Linked DNA regions of Homo sapiens: region 1 is linked to region 2. A link is a contact called in ENCODE POLR2A ChIA-PET data. All regions are on one chromosome and are shown on one strand. Each heading gives the region's core, a stretch centred on a gene start or an enhancer-like site at or near the end of the contact. The rest is flanking DNA. Distances are from core to core; before and after follow the strand shown.

Region 1 (5,330 bases), core at 2,567-5,066, 8.8 Mb after region 2:
TTCTTCTCATCCATTAAACATAAAACAAAGTGGTATTATTTAACAAATCTCTTCTGAATGTTCTGTTTTCCATAAGTAGTGTTTTCTTTTTCCTTTGAGATTTTAAGAGCTACTCTATTGTATAAGAGTAGGGTTAATTTTAATTGTTAATCAGAAGACTGGTTTATATATAAATTGTAGCAGTTTTTTTTTAAGTAAAGCAATGCATGATTAGCAAAAATCTTTTTTAGCGAGCTGCTCTGCATATTTGTTGCTGCAACAGTTCTTGAAAGCCTGATATCCTTTTATTTTTGTTATCAAAAAGCATTTATTAACCATTCATATGAATGTAAAGCTGAGTCATCTAAAAATATATCTCAGTGTAGTCATAGTTGACAGTCTAATAACTTTAGTATGAAAAGATCATATAAAATTATGTAAGATGCAACTTAATTGAATTTACTTTTCTTAATTTATCATTGAATGACATGGAATATTTTTTCTATATTTTTCCCTAAATTAAACTAAATGTAAACATATAAATTGCCCAATTTTGTTTAATCTCTAAAGTTAGTGAAAACATTACATTGGCATTTATATTGGTTAATAAAATTGAAAAGAAATTTAGTAGTCATTTGTCTAGACTACCTATCTGTGTGAAACTTCTTTGACCATATCCCTGATACTTGACTAATAAATCAGCCTCTGCTTGAGAAGCCTTAGGGACTGGGGCTTCAGATACTTATGACAGTCTATACTTATCTTAACTCTGCCTTTCTGTGACCAGACATCATGGCTCTTGTACAGTTTCACTTTGGGCTTACTAGGCACTACCTACACTAGACTAGACTTTGCCTTCTGTATACCCAGAGCATAGCTGGATCATAATAGGCTCTTACTCATTTAATAAATGTTACATGAGTATCTACTATATCTCAGGCTCTGTGTTTGGCAGTGGGAATACAGCTGTGAACATTACAGACATATACTTTCACAGAATTTACAGTCTGTTGGATAAGATAAACATTGAATAAATTTTTAAAATTATGATGTTATAAAGGAGAGGTACAAGGATCTAGCATATGAGCATGTAATAGGTAACTTAGTTTAGAAAGATTTCTAGGAGGATAATCTCAGGTAATATTTAAACTGAACTCTGACAAATGAATAGGAGCTATTCAAACTACTATTATATGAGAATTTAAGTCCTGATCTACAGTTTAGTTACATACCATTATTAGGCACCTGTACTGTGCAAGGTGCTAAGGTAGGTTTTGGGAAAACAAAGTTGCATGACATAATGTAGTTTTTTCCCCCTCAAGAGAATATGTTCTAGGATTGCAGACATTTAACTAAAGAATTGGGGTTTTGAGGGGTGTTTGATATAATACAGAGACAGGAGTGATTAAAACTCCCAAATCAGTTGTGGTAGAAAGAAAGGCCTCTTGGAATGTTCAGAAGCCACTGCTTAGAACACTAGGAATACCACCATCAAAATGACAGAAGCAAATCAAGTAAAACAGTTTGAGTCTTTGGGGATTGAGAGATCAGGGCGGTTTCCCAGAGATTGGGATGATTCTCATTATTCTGGAACTCATACTGGGCCATTCTTATTTTTCTACTTTTTTTCTCATTTCTGCCTCCCCTTTTCTGAAAGTGTTGAGTGGTATTTGAAGTGCATGGTTTCGAACAATCTTATAGTTAGGATGCTTTTAACTTCATGGAGTAGAAAAATACCAATTCATTTGGCTTTCAAAAATGAGGGTCTTTTTATCCCATAAATCCTGAAGTAGGATATGCAGGGTTGGTTAATTCAGTACAAAAGCTTATCAGACCTTCCTTCTGCTGTGCTATCTTTGACATATCTGCCTCATTCTTGGGTCAGCTTCTTTCAAGGGCACTAATCATGGCAGAAGAAACGTGGGGTGATTGGTGGACACATACTCATTATGTGAGTAGAAAAAATACTATCTTTTCTCATGTATGTCTTTTTTCAGTGAGGAACACCTTTCTCCAAAGTGCTGTGACAGATTATACCCTTATGGCTTACTGGCCAGAATCATATTACATTTTATGCTTAAACCAATCACTAGGAAGGCTTTGGACCAATCTGGGCCTGGTGCCATCTCTGAAACACAGGGCATTGGGGCAGGGAGTTGGTGACAGAATAGCATTGGAGTAGCAAGAAGGATGAAGAATATGGCTGTTACAAATATGTTAAGATAAATGGAGTATAATCTACCAGAGCTACTCAAAGCCATACTGGCAATGTTTGGTTATTAGATATGCATATCTTTCCCACCCCAAACCTACTGAATCAGAATCTCTCTGGGAGCTTACCCAGGAATCTGTGTTTTAACCAGCCTCCAAGTGATTTGTATGTACATTAAAGTTTTAGAAGAACTATTCTAGATGTCCCAAATGGAATAGGAAATTGCAGCCTTTAGGCAGTCTGCTTTCATACTTTCATTAGCTTTGGCTACTCCAAAAGATACTTCAGCTTGGCTTTTGAGACATGCCTGGATAAGGAATTTGTATTTATTTCCATAGGCAATGAGAATTTCATCAAACAAGGAAGAGAAGTGATATGATGGGGGTTGCAGCTTAAGGAGATCAATCCATCCTCCTTGGCACTATTAGATTAGAGTGATGGGCAGACTAGTTAGAAAGCTGTTGTCATGACTAGGAGAGTAAAAATGCTAGGGGAACTAAGGTAGCAGTAATGGAAATGGAAAACAGTGAATGGAATTACAGCAATCATTTAAGAAGTTTTGATATTGCATTGTCCAATGTGAGGGGAAAGGTGGGAAGAGCCAACTGTGACTGTGAGGTATAAACCTTAGTTTCTACGGAAATGTTAATGCCGTGGAGAACAGGGTGGGCAAAAGAGTAATTTAGTTTGGATGATCAGTCATATTTTGGACATGTTGAGTTTGAGGTACCCAGCTGGGTATCCAGGTGTCAGAAGTCTTTAAGGAAGTAAAGAATGTGATCCTGGAGCTCAGGAAAAAAGTTTAGGATGAGAGGCACATGTTTGAGTGATCAGTAAGGAGAGTGGCATGAGAATTGAGGAGAAAAAATGGTCTGGGGACAGAATTTTAGGAATCTCAGGAGAGGAAAGGAGGAGCCAGTTAGGGAAACTGAGGTGTGGTCAGAGAGGTAAGAAAAGATATAGGATACACTTGAGTAATGGAACCCCATAAAGAGCTTTTCTAGGAGGAATATTCACAAATAACTGGGTTTAAAGGACTGTAGTGAGCCCAGAAGAAGCTGGTTAGCTTGAATTGGTTGTAAATCTAGCCGGCATAGTTCATATTTCCTTGAAATAATCAAGATAGCTTTATCTTGATTATTTCTTGATTATGTCTTGAAATAATCAAGATAGCTTTATCTTGATTATTTCCAGTTGCCATTAAATTCTTGGAGTTCTATGGTTATTTGGATCACAAGTCATTTCCCGATTTAAGATTAAGTGCGCTCTCCAATTCTCTGACTTTGAGTATCTCTCATTGTGGGTTTTCCAGGAAGGTTGGGACTGATCAGACAGAGGTGGCCTAGGGATGGCTCTTCAACTTCTCTGTTGCTCTTGGTGCCTTCCCTGTGGTTTTTCCATGGCCTGTGCATTATGAAACTAGCTTGTGTACTTATTTTGTTTGCGCCAGTGTCAGGGTGTCAGGGAAGGGTATTATGTATCCCTCTTACTTGCTGAAATACATGAAATGAGATCCATGAATTAAGAAACAAAAATATTCACTTGTCAGATTGACTGTAGCCCTCTCTCTTTTTTGGCTCCAGCTGGATAAAAAAGCCCATGATGTTGAAATTTTAGTTCCTATGAACAGGAAGAATTAGGAAACTGGGGGAAAGGAGGAACTTGTGAAAAAAAGTTATTGCCTGTTCTATCTGAAATTGACTTAAAGTGTCTAGTAAGTCCAGTTTTATGTGGTGGGGAATTATCTTGTCTGTTGATTGAACATAAGAAGAGGTTCTGATATAAATGCTTTTGGAGGAGAGTGTGGTATTTAGGGATTTTTGCGTCAAGGTTAAAGAGAGCCAGGCCAGGAAAAAAACATTAGCAAGGTATTTCTGCCTCACTGTGGTGGAATGGGACTAAAAAAACATGGCTTTGCTTCTGGGCTCCACCATTGGCCTGCTCTGTGACCTTGGATAAGTCATTCAACTATTTTCAACCTGTTTCCTCGTCTGTAAAATGATGAGAGTAGGTTAAATGCTCCCTCCCATCTATAAAAATGTTTGACTAAGGTAATGAAATGTTTGACTCCCAATCCACTCTATGTCTAAAGGCGTGGGGAATCAATTTTATATTGCTAGGCAATAGGGACAAAACACTTCATGAGGTTAGAAATCTTGGATTATTCAGAGGATTTTAGTTGACCTTCCTTTAGAAACACAACTGTCCTTGTCAGAAGTGTAACCTGAGAATGTTAAATCCAAGAAAGCTTCTAACATCTGTACTACTTTTCCTACCAGAAATTTCAGACCTTTCTTAAAAAATTCAGGATGGATGAAGAAGTCACCACTAAGGGAAATGGTTCCCTGCTCTGTGCCTCCTGGTCTGTGCCCAGATGCTTAAGATAGCTACGCTTCTTGTCTAAGCACTCTTCCTTATTCTTTATTCTTGAATATTTTTTATTCGTTACAAGCCCTTCCTGATTCTTTAATCACTAAAAACAGAGCTTTTAGAGGGGTAGAAGAGGTGACAGGCTTGTTGTAATGTTCTTTTGTTTAAGCCGATTATATTTATAAAGAGGGTGGAAGAAAACAAATTATTCTTCATGTGCATTGGTGCTGTATCAAACAAAAGAAAGAAACAAAGGTTAGAGACATTTCTCGAGTTTGATCCTGTGTCTGGGATTTTTTCAAGTCTGCCTCTGAAACTTAGACCTGTGTTGACAGAGAGCACATGCAATATTAAATGTGAGTCTTTCAGCCAGCCTTTCTTAGCTTGGGTTGATAGGATAGTGACTTGGGTTCTGTGTGTTTTGACCTTAAATCATGTAAATTAATAAGTTATTGTTCTGCAGAGGGAGCTTCTAAAATGTTTTGTTTTGTTTTCAAATGGTTCTCATTTAGACAAATCTCAAACAGCTACTTTAGTTACTTCTAAACTTTGTAGTTACATTTAGTTTTATCTTATATGTTGTCTTTAATTCTATCTGTATAAATGTCTTTTATTCAAATATAAGTGAAAGAATTTATAGTAGGTGGAGTATATAAGGGGAAAGAGTTTTTAGCCTTACTGAAATGTGATTCTGCTAAATTAACAGGCATTTGTAAAAATAACTAGTTATCAAACTATTTGAATAGAAACTTTACAAATACATTTTTAA
Region 2 (4,973 bases), core at 1,122-3,621:
AAGGATTCTATCTTGAACACTTTCATAAACATTGGGAATATGAGAGACGGAATAGGTTGCTGGGAAAGATAATGAGCTCAGTTTTGGAACATGTTGACTTTGAAGTGAAATCCATAATGAAGAGCTGACACTTGAACAGGCTGTTCTGGAACTCAGGATAGAGGTCAGGGCTGGAGATAAGGATTTCTGAATCATTTGAATCACCAGTGTATAGGCAAGAGCAGGAAAAGTGAAATTCCCCCAGGAAGCAGGTGGAGTCTGAAGGGCCAAGAATGACATATGGAAGCCTTCAGCACTCCCGCCCCTCCTCATCAACCTTCAGCCTCATCTTTCTCCTCTGTGCCCTTCCCCCAATCTCTTTTTCTACCTCACACAATTTTATCAAAGGCCATCTCCCAGCTGTTACTATCCTAGATGGAATTAACCTCTGCACTGTGCTACGGTATTTCTTTGTACTCCCTTTATCACATCTCCAGTCATTTTAGATTAGGGCTAGTGTTGTCCCATTTTCTTTTTCACCTGTTAGAGGCAGAAGTATGTCCGGATTTCCAGTACCCAGCACAAAGCTGGTGTTTAGTAAATGTTTGTGGTCTTGTGGTGGAGATTTAAGGATTATTCATTCATTTGGACTTATAATCCTAGTGTCTAAAGTAAAAATATCTTTCTTTGATCAGAAAGAGTGTATACTTTATGCAACCTAAAACTTAGGCACTTAATTTTTAAAAACATTTTATTATAATAATTTAAAACCATTATGTAGTAACAGAATAATAATAAACCTCCAAATACCCATCACCCAACTTCAATAATTATCAACGCAGGGTCAATTCTCTTTTATCTTTACTTCCAACTCCATTGCATATTATTTTGAAGCAAATGCCAGAGAACATATCTTATCAGTAAAAGAGAAGAGTTTTTTAAAACCATAATATTATCACACCCCAAAAAAATAACAATAATCTCTTAACATCAATATCGAGTCATTGTTCAAATGACCAATTTTCTCATAAATGCAATTTCTTTTAATTTTAAAAAATTAAGATCCAAATAAGGTCCACATGTTGCAATTCATCAATATGCCTTTTAAATCTCTTTTAATCTATAGGTTTCCCCCTGAACCCCCTTTCTTGCGAATTATTTATTGACGAAATCAGGTCATTTGTTCCGTAGAGTTTCTCATAGTCTAGTTTTTTGCTGCCTTCATTCCCCCAATGTAGTGCAACATGTTCCTCTGTCCTCTCTATTTTCTAAATTGGCATTTGGAACAAGAAACTTGGTAAGATTTGAATTTGCCTTTTTGGCAAGACTTCTTCATGAATGGGTGTATTCTTCCTTCATCCATCAGGAGGTCCGTACTGTTTGGTTGTCTGTATTCTTGTTACGTTAGCAATCACTTCTCCTTAAGGCCTAGATCTATTAGTTCTTTAGAGGCCATAGAAAGGGGACTCTATTACTCCTTTGTTGTTTAGTGGCTGAATTAGTTCTTTAAACAAGAACTTCACCTCATGCACTATTTAGTTACTGGGGCATACAGTTCATATAAGGAAGGCAGAAAAAAATGGTAGAATTTATTTACCGGTTATCAGTTCAATAATGAGTTGCCTCCCAATCATCTTCTAAACATGACCAGTTTTTTGAGCATCATTATGGACTCATAGATTTAAACATATTTGAGATGTTTCAATCTATTGCTGGTATTATCCCTACTGATGTCAAAACTGTGACACCTTTGGCCATTGGGAGCCTCTTTAAGTTGGTTCTGCTGTCCTTTTGAGAATGACCCTGTAGTCCTCAATAGCTTCCTCACTACCTATATGACAAAGTGCTTCAGGGATCCCTTGTTCATTTCCTGCCCTAGACCTTGACTCAGCCATTTCTTCAAGGAGCCTGGCTCTTTGACATGGGAAATGGTATTTCAGGACATCAATCAGGGATTTGGGGGTGCTCTTTGCACCTGGGTTGGCTAGAGACTGACTTTAAATTTTTGAATTTCTCAGACATACTAGTGGCTAAAAGTGCAGGTGCCAGAGGTAGACTGTCTGGGTTTGAATCACCACTCTGCCACATATTATGTATGTGACACGGTGCCAGTTTACCAACTTATCTGTGCTTCAGTTTTTCTCAATTGTGAAAAGAGAATAATAACAGTAGCTAAATATGTAGAATCCTGTAAAGTTTAAATGAAGCGATTCATGTAAAATGCTTAGAATAGGGCCTGGCACATAGGGCTGTGTAAGCATTGACTATTATTATTCTTATTACTAGTCTCTTTCCAGCCTCATCATTGTTGCCTGCTTACACTGTGGGTCAACTGATATGCAACATGGACTTACATTTTATTCATATCTAGTGACATGCTGACTTATTTTAGAGAACTAGTCTAAGTTACATCTGCAACATTTGTCCTACTAATCTGCTACTTTAAATGATGCAATACTTGCACATATTAGAACATTTCCTGTAAAGGAATCCAAATTCAACAAAACAAATGGCATTCATAAGGTCACCAAGCACCAGTGTACTTTCTGCTTTTTATACTTGTCTGGAAAGGGGTAAATTAGCAGAAGCCTGGCTAGGAGTGACCCCACTACGGAGTTAAGGTCTTACTTTGCACTGGGGGCTTGGACAAGCCACATTCGTCTTGTCTTTCCTAGTTGAACACAGGGAGCTATTGGGGTGGCATTCCCCAAGCCCTCCAGATCCCTTTCTAATCAAACTGGTAGAATTACAAGACATATCCCAGATCACATAAATCTTAATGCTGGTTCTGTCTGGAAGCCCATTCATATTATGAAATCTTGATCTATTCAGCCATTTGCCATAATTCTTTCGTCAGGTTCGAGGAGTTAAGATCTCAGCACTGCTGCAACTGAAGACAGTGAAAGGGAAGCAGCAGACCTGTGGGCTGTTTCCTTGGTGGTCCATTAGACCCCAACAAAGCCTCAAGGTACATCTTCTCTAAACCTAAAAACCCTACGGAGCTCTAACAAGAACAGTCTCTAAAGTAGTTAAATCAAAGTTTATTTAAAGCAAAGGCATTTGTTTATCTGCAATTTTATATACTTGCATTACTGACATATAATTGTGCTATCATTGCATCAGCCATGCCAAGTTTTCCACAGCTCACTGGCTAGAAATTCTCAGGATGCACTAGGGTTCATTTGTGCTTAAACAAAAATTTACTTGCTTGTTTTATTCTTTTCTTTCTTTTTTCTCTTGACAGCACTCTTAGCATTTTTTTTTTTTACTCTTACCATTTTATAAAAATAGCTGTCATTAGATTACTTGACACTTAAAACACTTTGGATTAAAATGTAATTTTAATCACATATTTGTCAAGAGGAAAGTGTGAATAAATAATGGTAAATTTATGTAATAGAAACTATTAAGCCACTAAAATTATAAAATGTATTTTGAAATCTTGACATAGAAACATGAGAGAACAAAAACAAGCTCCAAACAGTTTGTATAGTAGGATTATATTTTAGTAAAATAATAATTATTTTACATGTTGGCATATGCATAGAAAAAAATCTGAACAAACAAGTTGTTAATAGGGATTATCTCCAGGGGTGAGATTATCATTGTCTTTTCCTACATATTCCTATAGTTTCTGAATTTCTTATGAATACTTATTACTTTTCCAATCAGAAAATGTTTATTTTTTTGAAAATCAATGTTGTTGTAACTTGTTCAGAAGAGTGAAATAATACATTATCCATTGTAATAATAATTTTAGTGAGATTTCTCATGGTAGCTTCTCAGGAAATTCTATAATACTAATAAGTTTCTGTAAAAATTGAAGTTATTAATACAATAACTGAAGTATTGAAAAACAGTATACTTAGTCTTCTCAGAATCCAAAATGATTTGGTGTATATTTTTATATATATGCAAAACCAAATGGAATTTAAAACTTTGAAATCTTTAGAACAATCAACAAACCACTTTCATTCATTAAGCATGCATTTCTGCTACATAGTCTGTGCCAGGCAATGTGCTAGGTATGCAAGTACCAGCTACACAGAGATGAAAAAGATCAACCCAATTTCTGTCCTCATATGATGGTATGAACCAGCCCTGTGGATATCCTGGAGCATAGGAATTATTAATTAGAAGAACTGCTGCATGTGAATAAACAATAAGCAAATTAATTAATTTTGTATGTTAAAGTGAATTTTTCACTACATAAGAGCTAAGTGACTGGAAAGATTGTATATTTCATCAGCACATTCAAATTTCACAAAATCATCACACACTGTAGGATATATGTTCAAATATATTCACACCTCCAAATCAAATATAAAAGAAAAGGAAAAATAGAGTGAAATCTTATTATTGTTTTCTACTGATATTTCACTTTTAGATGTGACATCTGAAATCTAAGACAAAAAAAGGCTTCTGCTTTTATTTTGAATCATAAAGTTAACAAGTCCATTTTTAAAAATCATGAGCACCAAATTCCTTAAAGATGAGATATTGTTATTTCATAACTTTCCATCCAAATCATGCCTAAATCATTTTTCAGTTCTTTGGAGCAGATGACGATTAAGGGGGAAAGGGAAGGAGGGATCAAAATGTTCACTTAAATGGAATTTAGTTTGTTTTTGTAAGGCTGAAATCCCTTGAAGATGGTATATAAACTACTACTTTAGGCCAGGGGGTAGCAAACCTTTTCTGTGAAGGGCCAGATAGTAAATCTTTTAGGATTTGTGGACCATGGACCATGCTGTCTCTGCCAAAATGGCTCAACTCTGTTGTTTTACGGCAAAACAGCCATAAACTACACATAAACAAAGGGACATAGCTGTGTTTCAATAAAACTTTATTTGTGGACGCTAAAAATTTTAATGTTATATAATTTTCACATGTCATTTTTCTTTTGATTTTTTTTTAATCATTTAAGATGTGAAATTCGTCCTTAGTTGGCAGACCTCACAAGAATCTGGTGGCTGATTGGACTTGACACATGG

The links. ChIA-PET counts read pairs that join two places held with the same protein, here RNA polymerase II (POLR2A).
Region 1: POLR2A ChIA-PET joins it to region 2 with 12 read pairs in activated CD4-positive, alpha-beta T cell. The contact joins two enhancer-like sites. POLR2A ChIA-PET finds 5 or more read pairs at or near these places in 3 of 52 experiments (Caco-2, activated CD4-positive, alpha-beta T cell and activated T-cell).

Annotation. Positions count from the first base shown.
Region 1 is chr2:63,850,020-63,855,349 of GRCh38, forward strand. All of the region lies in intron 1 of UGP2 (UDP-glucose pyrophosphorylase 2), which reads left to right. Among named protein-coding and RNA genes, the nearest start is that of UGP2, 11 kb to the left of the region's middle. RefSeq lists an enhancer at 1-407. Within about 2 kb of position 3,817, at least 5 of the 41 ENCODE cell types and tissues checked have a DNase peak (open chromatin) inside an H3K27ac peak, as active enhancers do.
Region 2 is chr2:55,097,645-55,102,617 of GRCh38, forward strand. It overlaps a transcript of RTN4 not described here. Among named protein-coding and RNA genes, the nearest start is that of RTN4, 50 kb to the left of the region's middle. Within about 2 kb of position 2,372, at least 7 of the 41 ENCODE cell types and tissues checked have a DNase peak (open chromatin) inside an H3K27ac peak, as active enhancers do.